Linked DNA regions of Homo sapiens: region 2 is linked to region 1. Evidence: read pairs that join two places in POLR2A ChIA-PET (ENCODE). Cell type or tissue: PC-3. All regions are shown on one strand. Links, peaks and the distances in the headings refer to the core of each region. The heading gives the core; the rest is flanking DNA. Region 1 overlaps P2RY6 (pyrimidinergic receptor P2Y6). Region 2 overlaps C2CD3 (C2 domain containing 3 centriole elongation regulator).

Region 1 (5,373 bases), core at 185-5,184:
GTGAGCATGTCACTGACAGGCTGTGTATTGCTTTCCCAGCCTCCCTGAACATAGGAAACCCACCTGGGCAGCCATGGAATGGGACAATGGCACAGGCCAGGCTCTGGGCTTGCCACCCACCACCTGTGTCTACCGCGAGAACTTCAAGCAACTGCTGCTGCCACCTGTGTATTCGGCGGTGCTGGCGGCTGGCCTGCCGCTGAACATCTGTGTCATTACCCAGATCTGCACGTCCCGCCGGGCCCTGACCCGCACGGCCGTGTACACCCTAAACCTTGCTCTGGCTGACCTGCTATATGCCTGCTCCCTGCCCCTGCTCATCTACAACTATGCCCAAGGTGATCACTGGCCCTTTGGCGACTTCGCCTGCCGCCTGGTCCGCTTCCTCTTCTATGCCAACCTGCACGGCAGCATCCTCTTCCTCACCTGCATCAGCTTCCAGCGCTACCTGGGCATCTGCCACCCGCTGGCCCCCTGGCACAAACGTGGGGGCCGCCGGGCTGCCTGGCTAGTGTGTGTAGCCGTGTGGCTGGCCGTGACAACCCAGTGCCTGCCCACAGCCATCTTCGCTGCCACAGGCATCCAGCGTAACCGCACTGTCTGCTATGACCTCAGCCCGCCTGCCCTGGCCACCCACTATATGCCCTATGGCATGGCTCTCACTGTCATCGGCTTCCTGCTGCCCTTTGCTGCCCTGCTGGCCTGCTACTGTCTCCTGGCCTGCCGCCTGTGCCGCCAGGATGGCCCGGCAGAGCCTGTGGCCCAGGAGCGGCGTGGCAAGGCGGCCCGCATGGCCGTGGTGGTGGCTGCTGCCTTTGCCATCAGCTTCCTGCCTTTTCACATCACCAAGACAGCCTACCTGGCAGTGCGCTCGACGCCGGGCGTCCCCTGCACTGTATTGGAGGCCTTTGCAGCGGCCTACAAAGGCACGCGGCCGTTTGCCAGTGCCAACAGCGTGCTGGACCCCATCCTCTTCTACTTCACCCAGAAGAAGTTCCGCCGGCGACCACATGAGCTCCTACAGAAACTCACAGCCAAATGGCAGAGGCAGGGTCGCTGAGTCCTCCAGGTCCTGGGCAGCCTTCATATTTGCCATTGTGTCCGGGGCACCAGGAGCCCCACCAACCCCAAACCATGCGGAGAATTAGAGTTCAGCTCAGCTGGGCATGGAGTTAAGATCCCTCACAGGACCCAGAAGCTCACCAAAAACTATTTCTTCAGCCCCTTCTCTGGCCCAGACCCTGTGGGCATGGAGATGGACAGACCTGGGCCTGGCTCTTGAGAGGTCCCAGTCAGCCATGGAGAGCTGGGGAAACCACATTAAGGTGCTCACAAAAATACAGTGTGACGTGTACTGTCATCAAGGGGTATGCTCCATGCTTTGAGTCACCAATGAAGCGGGTGAGGGAAGATGAGAGGGGGAGGTGAGAGCTTCTGGGAAGGGGCATTTGAGCTGGGTTTTGAGGGATGATTATGAGCTCTCTGGAGAGGAGTGATATTCCATTTATTTAGAAAGCCTTTACTGACACCTTGTGCTCAGGCCTGTGTTGGTTCTGGGGCCCTAGAAGAACCAGTCCTAGCCCTGGTCCATACGGGCTCCCAACTGCTGGAAGTACAGACTGGCACAGCAACATCAGGGTTGTGACAGAGGGAAGCATGGCTGGGGGGAGGGGGTACACAGACAGTGCCCATGACCCAGTCCAAGGAGTCAGGAAAGAGCTCTCTGAGGAGGGAGCATCTGAGCCAGATGTTGAGGGCTGAGTGGGAACTTGGCAAGCAGAAGTGGGGAGCACTTTAATGCAACCCAGGTATGCTCCATGCATATCCAGCTGGGCCAGCCTCGTGCTGGGCTCTGCCCTGGGCAGACAGGCAGAGGGCCAGAGCAGAGGACACATGGCCTTGCGTGTGTGAAAGCTGAGAAAATGGGAGCTGTGCTTCAGCTACCCTCCAGACAAGGGCAAGAGTTAGCCAGATGCTCCAGGCAGTGGGAAGCCAATGGAGGGATTAAGCGGCGGAAGCTTCTTAGAAGAGGCAGGGGGCGAAGTGCAGTGGCTCATGCCTGTAATCTCAGCAATTTGGGAGGCCAAGGAAGGAGGAATGCTTGAGCCCAAGAGTTTTAGACCAGCCTGGGCAACACAGTAAGACCCTGTTTCTACAAAAAAATATAAAAAATAGCCTGGTGTGGTGGTGTCTGACTGTAGTACTAACTACTCAGGAAGCTGAGGTGCTGAGTTCGAGATTACAGTGAGCTAGGAGTGATCCAGTGCATTCCAGCCTGAGCGACAGAGGGAGACACTGTCTCTAAAAAAATTAAAATAAATCGGGAGCAGTGGCTCACATCTGTAATCCCAGCACTTTGGGAGGCTGAAGCAGGTGGATCACTTGAGGTCAGGAATTTGAGACCAGCCTGGCCAACACAGTGAAACCCTGTCTCTACCGAAAATACAAAAATTAGCTGGGCATGGTGGCTGGTGCCTGTAATCCCAGCTACTCGGGAGGCTAAGGCAAGCGAATTGCTTGAACCTGGGAGGCGGAGGTTGCAGTGAGCCGAGATCACATCACTGCATTCCAGCCTGGGCGATGGAGCGAGAACCTGTCTCAAAAAAAACCCAAAACAAAACAAAATTAAATAATAACTAAGAAAAAAGAAAAGAAAAGAAGAAGGGATCAGCTTGAGCCAGGAGGAATTCAAAAAGCAGAGTGAAGCAGCTCTGGAGCTACTCCCAGTAGAAGGCATGGGCGTGATGTGTGCAAAACCCAGAGTTAGAAATGATCTGAGGGGCTGGGCATGGTAGCTCACACCTGTAATCCCAGCACTTTGGGAGGCCGAGGCAGGCAGATCACTTGCGGTCAGGAGTTTGAGACCAGCCTGGCCAACATGGCAAAAACTCATCTCTACTAAAAAATACAAAAATTAGCTGGGTATAGTGGCAGGTGCCCATAGTCCCAGCTACTCCAGAGGCTGAGGCATGGGAATCACTTGAACCTGGGAGGTGGAGGTTGTGGTCAACTAAGATTGCACCACTGCACTCCAGCCTGGGTGACAAAGCAAGACTCTGTCTCAAAAAAAAAAAAAAAAAAATTGGCTGTAAAGCAACAATGAGTTTCGATTAAATGGGGGGTAGGCGGGGTGGGGTGGGGCCTGGGTGTGTGGAAGGGGGTGGCCAGGAAAAGAGCTGGGTAGGGCCAGAGCATTCAATGCTAGGATGAGCCCCTGATCCACCTCTCCTTCATCTACCTCTTCAAGTGTGGCTCTTTCAACCTTAGGGTATCCTCTGTACCTGGGGTACCTCCACCAGGCCCCTAAGTGAGGGGAAACAACTGTTCAACATTGCTTCATTCTAAATGGAGGAGCCAGCAGCTTGAGAGCCTCAGGGCCACCAGGAAGCTGCTACATGGAGGTCCCACGGCTGGAAGCCTACTGACCAGTCTCATGACAGACTGTTCCCGCCGTGTTCCCCTCCTGCCCTCTCAGGCCCATCGTTCTGACGTGGGTACCCAGAGAGCTGCCTTGAGGCCATCTCATAAGGAGGCATGTCAAACGCAGATCCGAGCCTTTCAAAGCCTTGGAAAGGCATCTTTACCGAAGGTCCCTGGAGGAAGCAGCAAAGGGGACTGGTAGCACACAAGACCCCACACCCAGCCAGGTGTGGTGGCTCATGCCTGTAATCCTAACACTTCGGGAGGCTGAGGCAGGCGAATCATGAGGTCAGGAGATTGAGACCATCCTGGCCAACATGGTGAAACCCCGTCTCTACTAAAAATACAAAAATTAGCTGGGCATGGTGGTGGGCGCCTGTAGTCCCAGCTACTCATGAGGCTGAGGCAGGAGAATTGCTAGAACCCAGGAGGCGGAGATTGCAGTGAGCCAAGATTGCACCACTGTACTCCAGCCTGGGGACGGAGTGAGACTCCATCTCAAAAAAAAAAAAAAAAAAAAAAAGAAAGAAAGAAAGAAAGAAAAGAAAAGAAAAAAAAGACCCCACACCCTCCACCAAATCCTCTTCCCCTCCCAGAACCACCCCTCAGCCACTCCTTTGCAGCTCCTCATTCTCTCTGCCACTTTTTTTTTTCATTTCTTCTCCCCCTCACTTCTCCTCCAGTCCTTGTGCCCTCCTCCCAGATCTGTTTTTCTTATGTAGAACAATCTAGCCTGCCCTTGGCTGCTGGTGCACCATACAGAAACTGTCTTTTTGGAAGGCAGAGCAGGGAGGGGAAGGACTGTATAACTTATGCAATATTTTTCTTTTAGCCCCACCTAGTCCCCAAGCTGCTGGGCAATAGGGTCATTCAGAGAGGGGCAATGGAGGAGTTAAACACCATGGTAATGTCACAGGTGTGCTTGCAGCTGGCTGAGGAAGTTGGAAACCCAGGCCCAACCCACCCTGGGAGGCCATTCAAAGTGTCCTTGCTGGAGAGGCAGACCATTTGGACAGAAGGAACTTTGACTTGTGACCACAGCAAGACTGATTTATGTTAGAAGACAGAGGCTGGTTTTTATTCCCTGTACGGTGCCCCGCCGTGCCAAGCGGGGCACATAGGACCCACCTTGCATCTAGCTTTGAGTCTGAGACCAATCTTCTCAATTGCCTGGGATGGGGGCTAGGGGATAGTGAGAGCAAGGGCAGGGGACAGGGCCTCTGCTCGTAGCCCACCTGAGCCCCTGTAGAGAGTCCCAGATGACTGTCCCAGCTGACCTCCAAGAGCTGTGACCCTTTGCTTACTCTTCCAGGAGTGGAAATTGTGACCCACAGGTAAATTCCATTCCAAGCTTCCCTTTGTGAGGCCAAATAGCATGGAAGGTGCAGACTCCAGAGCCAGACCATCCTGGCATATGTCCTGGCTCTACCATTTACTAGCTGTGTTATGCTATGCAAGTTATTTATTTATTTTTTATTTTTAGTTTTTTAATTTCTTTTTTGAGACGGAGTCTTGCTCTGTCGCCAGGCTGGAATGCAGTTGTGCCATCTCAGCTCACTGCAACCTCCACCTCCTGGGTTCAAGCGATTCCCCTGCCTCAGCTTCCCGAGCAGTTGGGACTACAGGTGCGTGCCACCACACCTGACTAATTTTTTGTATTTTAGTAGAGACAGGGTTTCACCATGTTGGCCAGGATGGTCTCTATCTTCTAATCTCATGATCTGCCAGCCTCAGCCTCCCAAAGTGCTGGGATTACAGGCATGAGCCACCGTGCCTGGCCTATTTTTTATTTTTTATTTTTTTTGAGACGGAGTTTTGCTCTTGTTTTCTAGGCTGGAGTGCAATAGCGTGATCGTGGCTCACTGCAAAACTCCACTTCCTGAGTTCCAGCTATTCTCCTGCCTCAGCCTCCTGAGTAGCTGGGATTACAGGCACATGCCACCACGGCCAGCT
Region 2 (5,373 bases), core at 147-5,146, 740 kb after region 1:
CAGAAGCACTATGGCAATCAGACTCTGAACAAACCATAAAGAAAATTAGTCCACCCAAGATTCAGTGAGACTATATTCAAGGCGGTACAATTTTTAGTACTTTATTCTAATATCAGAGGACCAGAATCTAATCTATAGTTGTGGATACATCTGTGGAAATGCTTTCAGAGACTATCTGCTCATGCTCAGGAATCGTTGGGAGCTGGGAGTCCTGGTGGGCATGTTCATGCTTCCAGTTACTTCAGTAACTACCTATATTAAAAATCAAAATGAGAATCCACTTATTTACCTATTTGATGACAGTTATTAAAACTACCTATTTTACTTCGAAAATAAAAGCAAGGAAATATCTATCACCCATATGATAAGGCAGGGAAGATTTACACAGAAAATAGAAGCAGCAAGGTATGTTGGAAAGAGCATAGGCTTTGGAGCCGGTCAATCTTGGGTTCGAATCTCTGTTGTCACTTGTTAACTTTGTGATCATAAGCAAACCATCCTCTCTGAGCCTATTGATCTGTACAGTGTAATCAACACCACCCACTTCATAAGGTTACAGTAGAGAATACACGAAAGAAATGGGCATACACTGTGTGGTGAATATATAACCACTTAATAAACAGAAGCTACTAGTCATCTCAAATTATTTTTGGGATGGAATGGGAGTGAATCAATTAATAAATAGACCCAGTAAATGATACATGTTTGCAAGATTATTTGAGAGGAGAAAATTAGGAACTGAAGGCAAATTTGATTCCTGGGGAATAGGGGTCACATCTCCCTCACAGCACCTAACAGAGGGCTCACTCTACAGGAGGTGCTGGCTGTTTAATATTATACACTGATGATTTTCAGGCCTCAAAGGAATGGGTAGATAGACGAAAATGAAACATTACTACCTGTAAATAGGAATAGGCATGGGGAAGCATGTTTAGTTAATCCTAATCCTTTGGCCTGAACATGCTTTCTGTCTCAGAGCAGTCTTCTTGCTTTTTATAAACTTGCCCAGCCTTCAAGGCCATGTTCTATTGGATCTCCTCCAGGAGGCCTTCCCAGATTCACGAGTTAAATAAGATTGCTACATGGCTTTGTTCTATAAGGAAGCACTTAAGAATATGACACTGTGTAATTGTATGTTTACCCCATCAGACTGTGAGCTTCTCAGGGCATGAACCATATGTCTGAATCATGTTGTATCTCTAGGGCCTAGCCTAGCATATAGCTCTGGCTTAAAAAAAACCCCACTCAGTAACTCTCTCAAGTTTCACTCATATCCATTTGTCTGATGGCTTTGTAAAAACAGCATACTGAGGCATAATGGAGCATAATGGAGGCAGGGGCAGGCTTTTGCTGTTTTTTTTTTTTGAATGGTTTCCCTGATCTAATCATCTTTCTCTTTTTAAATTCATTCTCCTTGTGAAAACCAGTTCTCATTCAGTTGTCTGCTTGCTGAGAACTTTCCATTTCTTCCAGGATAAACATTAGGCCCCACAGCTTCAATTCTTTTTTTTTTGTTTGTTTTGAGTCAGAGTCTTACTCTGTTGTCCAGGCCGGGGTGCAGTGGAACAATCTCGGCTCACTGCAACCTCTGCCCCTGCATTCAAGCGATTCTCGTGTCTCAGACTCCCAAGTAGCTGGGATTATAGGTGCGCACCACCTCGTCCAGCTAAATTTTGTGTTTTTAGTAGAGATGGGGTTTTGCCATGTTGGCCAGGCTGGTTTTGAACTCCTAACCTTAAGTGATCCACTCACCCTGGCCTCCCAAAGTGCTGGGATTACAGGTGTGAGCCACCGTGCCTGGCCACAATTCCCTTCTCTCTCCTCTTTTAATATGCCCCTTTAGAAAGATTCCCCTATTTGTTTCCACCTCTACTCCAAACAAGCCTTCATCTGTTTTGCTGTCATACTTTCTTTGTGAGAGGATTTTTCTTTGGTTGACTATAGAATATAAGCTTGATGAAGGGAGATAATGCCTGTCATATCCACCACTGTATCTTCCTGGGACAAATAACAGAATAGTGCCTGGCACAGATGGTGCTCAATAAACACTTGACTGAAAATATCCAAGCAAGTGGAAGTCAAACACAGAGCATTTATCTGAGGCCATGGATACCAACAGGTTAGGTATCTGGAAGAAGAAGACAGAAAGAAGGTTTGTACTTAGTGTTAATCAAGGTGTTTTTCTCTCCTGTTAGACAAAGAAAATTGAACTTCTTCATCCCTGTGTAGAATCTACACATTTCGCTCAAGCAAAAACAAGTGAGGGCTGAAGATGCTGATCTAGTTGATTTCCCAGTGTTCCCTGAAGCTTGCTTGATAAAGATTTCTAGGTCATGACCCTGGATCCTGATTCAGAAGGATGGAGTAGGACCCAGGAATCTCTATTTCACAGTAAGTGCCCCGGGTGATTCTTATGCTCAGGCAGGTTTGCCAATATTTGCTCTAGAGCAGTCTCAGTCTTGTCTACACACTAGAATTACCTGGGGAGTTAGAAACAATACTGATGCCTGGGTTCCACCTCAGAGATTCTGTTGACCTACAGTACAGCCTGGGCATGGGGTTTTTTAAAAGTCCCTCAATAATTCCAATATGCAGCTAAAGTGAGAACCACTGCTCCAAAGGGGTTTTTCAAAGGGTGGACTATGAATCGCTAACATCCAGAATCATCTAGGGTGCTTGTTAAAAGTGCAGACTTCTGGGCTTTCATAATTAGAATTTTAAATATGTTTATTGTTCATTATTTTCTCAGAGAGTGGCACAAGTTCAAGAATTGCTATTGAGGAACCACTCATCTAATCTACCCCACTCTTTTCTTGGCTGGGGAAACTGAAGTCTAAGAAGGGAAAGGACACGTTCAGAGTCAGACTCTAAGTCTGTACCAGAAGCCCATCAAGGACCTGGGTCAGTCCAGTGCTCTTTCCATTGCCCCATGTTGCTGTGCCATACTATTATGTCCCTCCTTTTCAAACGCAAGATGGTTAAAAAAAAAAAAAAAGGAAGAGGGTGAAAACAATTGGTCTCTATTTGTCATAGGGGCTTGTCCGAAGGAACACATTCAAATGCTTTTTGAATTAGCACCTAGTGACCATAACATCTCAACAAGAAAGGATCTGAGTCATACCTGTGATTAAGGAGCTGACTTGCAACACCAGGTTACTGGATTTCTCCAGGATACACTGGCTCCCAGGGTCTAGGCTGCTGGCACCTGGCCCAAGATGGTCCCTACAGCTCTCCTGGTGCTGTGAGATGGCCGTTTGAGTCTGAGGGCTGAGGGGTAGGAAAGGCTTGGTGAGCTTCTGGCGGAAGTACCTCTGAATCTGATCAAGCTCACTCAGATTCTTCCTATAAACAAAAGGGGGAGAAGAAGACAAAGGGGTAATTCATGGAGATTATGAACATCTCTTATGTCCCCTGGACACTACCGCTTGAGCCAAAGCCTTAATACCTCTCACTTGGTCTATTAATATACTAAGTCCCTCTCTCTCCAATCCACCAACTCATCCTTCACTCCTCTGACTACAATCCTGCTGCTGGGGGCAACTTTCTCCCCCTTTTGTCTGTCTAATGCGATTCCTCATCTGATGTCCAGCAAAAATGCCACTTCCTCAGAAAGGAACCATTCTTGACCACCATTCCAGTCCTTATTTCTGTTTACTTTGACAGAATAAAGCCCTACTCTGCGCTAACACTGTCCTTTGCTACCTCATAACCATTCCTGATCCTTCAGGCAAGCAACTTCTAAAAAGCCTTCCCTAAATTGGTTTAGGGGCTCCTCTTCTGTGCTCCATAGTTCTTTCTGCACTCTTCCATCACATCACTCATTTATTTAACACCTATTTCCCCTGATGTACGGTCAGCTCTGGGCTGATTCCTTTACATCTACTGCACCCAGCATAGTGCTTGGCACAAAACAAAAGAATGCTGGATGGATAAAAGGACATAAATAAGTGATTTTAAAAATCTGTTTAAAAGCCTTTAATAGGGCCACATTCTCACCATTCTCCAATAAGAAATCACACCAACCTTCACTTGCATAGGATTTTATGTTTATGCTTTTAAACATATTATCTTGTTTAATTTTCAGCTAATCATATGAGATCAGTAATTATAAATAAGCAACTTGAGTTTCAGAGAAGTTAAGTGACTTGTCCAGAGCAGGGAGCAGTATGTAGCTACTCAGAATCTGGGACTCCAAGTCATGCTTTTTCCATATGAGATGGACTCTGTTCCAGCTGGGTTCGTTCCTTCCTCATACTTCTGCTGATACTGGAACCCCAGTTCAAGCAACTCCCTGCTCTGTTTCTATTCCAGTCAGCTTTTAAGGTTGCAGCTCACATTTCTTCTTTTCAAAGTCCATTATCCCAAATCTTTGCACCACCTGTCCCTTAAACACCTTCACACTCATCATTTCACACATCAAACTTTTTCTTAGATTTTCCCTTAATTGTCTCATTATATGTTAGTTCAGTTTCCCTAAGTAGGCCATGGGCGTCTCAGAATAGAAGATATATCTCACACTTCTCTATTTCCTTAGTACACTCAATGTGCCTGGTATAATCAACACAGCATGGACACCAAATACCTGTGACATGAACTGAAAGTCTTTCTATCCTTTTGTTAGAAACAGTCTGCGTATCTTAGAGGAAAATCCAAATGAGAGGACAAAGTTGATCCTTATTCTATCACTAGAGGCCAAGACTCAAGTCACGGTGGTGTGTACCAAATCACTTAGGTGTCTATATCGTGGTATATGCCACATGGATAAACATCTGCAGGAGGAACATGCAAACAAATGTAACTTGGGGTAGCTTTGGGAAATAAGCAAATCTACTGGTCTTGTTAGACCAGTGTAGAACCATGTAGAACCATGGCATGTCAACCTATGAACACCAAGCTGTACTTTGCTCATCTGTGAAACACAGGTTTATTAATACTTGCTCTGCAGGCCTGAAATGATAGCTGTGATTCAAATGCAGCACTGTTTAAGGGCTCTCTGAATCCAAGGAGGTTATGCAAATTGATCTCACCTTGTTTCGCGCCCATTTGGTAAAGAATTCCTCTAGATAGTAGTTCTGAAAGCCTAGTTCTAGGACCAGCTGCAGCAGCATCACCTGAGCTTGTTAGAAATGCAGAGTCTCAGGCCTTATCCTAGACCTACTGAATCAGGCACTGTGTGGATGGGTCCTAGCAATCAGTGCTGTAATAAGCCCTTCATGGGATTCTGATATACACTAAATTTTGCGAACTACTGTCCTAGGGCAGTGGTTTTCAACCTGGCAATATTGTCCCTCAGGATACACTTGGCAATGTCTGGAGACATTTTGGGTTGTCACAAGTGGGAGAGGGGTGCTACTGGTATGTAGTTGGTAGAGG

Evidence for each region. ChIA-PET counts read pairs that join two places held together with the same protein. Peaks named below come from ENCODE experiments on the same cell type or tissue, not always from the same donor. Only the 100,000 strongest peaks of a DNase experiment are listed, where the experiment ranks them.
Region 2: POLR2A ChIA-PET joins it to region 1 with 8 read pairs; 2 of 35 experiments call an interaction of 5 or more read pairs at or near these places.

Annotation. Positions count from the first base shown.
Region 1 is chr11:73,296,446-73,301,818 of GRCh38, forward strand. It overlaps P2RY6 (pyrimidinergic receptor P2Y6), which reads left to right. Exons shown (of 3, transcript NM_001277204.2): 3 at 40-2,180. The coding sequence starts at 74. The coding sequence ends at 1,060. Among named protein-coding and RNA genes, the nearest start is that of ARHGEF17, 9.1 kb to the right of the region's middle. In PC-3, for the core only: no CTCF peak of the experiment used is centred there; no DNase peak of the experiment used is centred there.
Region 2 is chr11:74,034,357-74,039,729 of GRCh38, forward strand. It overlaps C2CD3 (C2 domain containing 3 centriole elongation regulator), which reads right to left. Exons shown (of 33, transcript NM_001286577.2): 30 at 3,122-3,342. Among named protein-coding and RNA genes, the nearest start is that of UCP3, 28 kb to the left of the region's middle. RefSeq lists an enhancer at 2,295-3,494. In PC-3, for the core only: no CTCF peak of the experiment used is centred there; a DNase peak (open chromatin) is centred at 3,105; H3K27ac peaks cover 3,027 bases.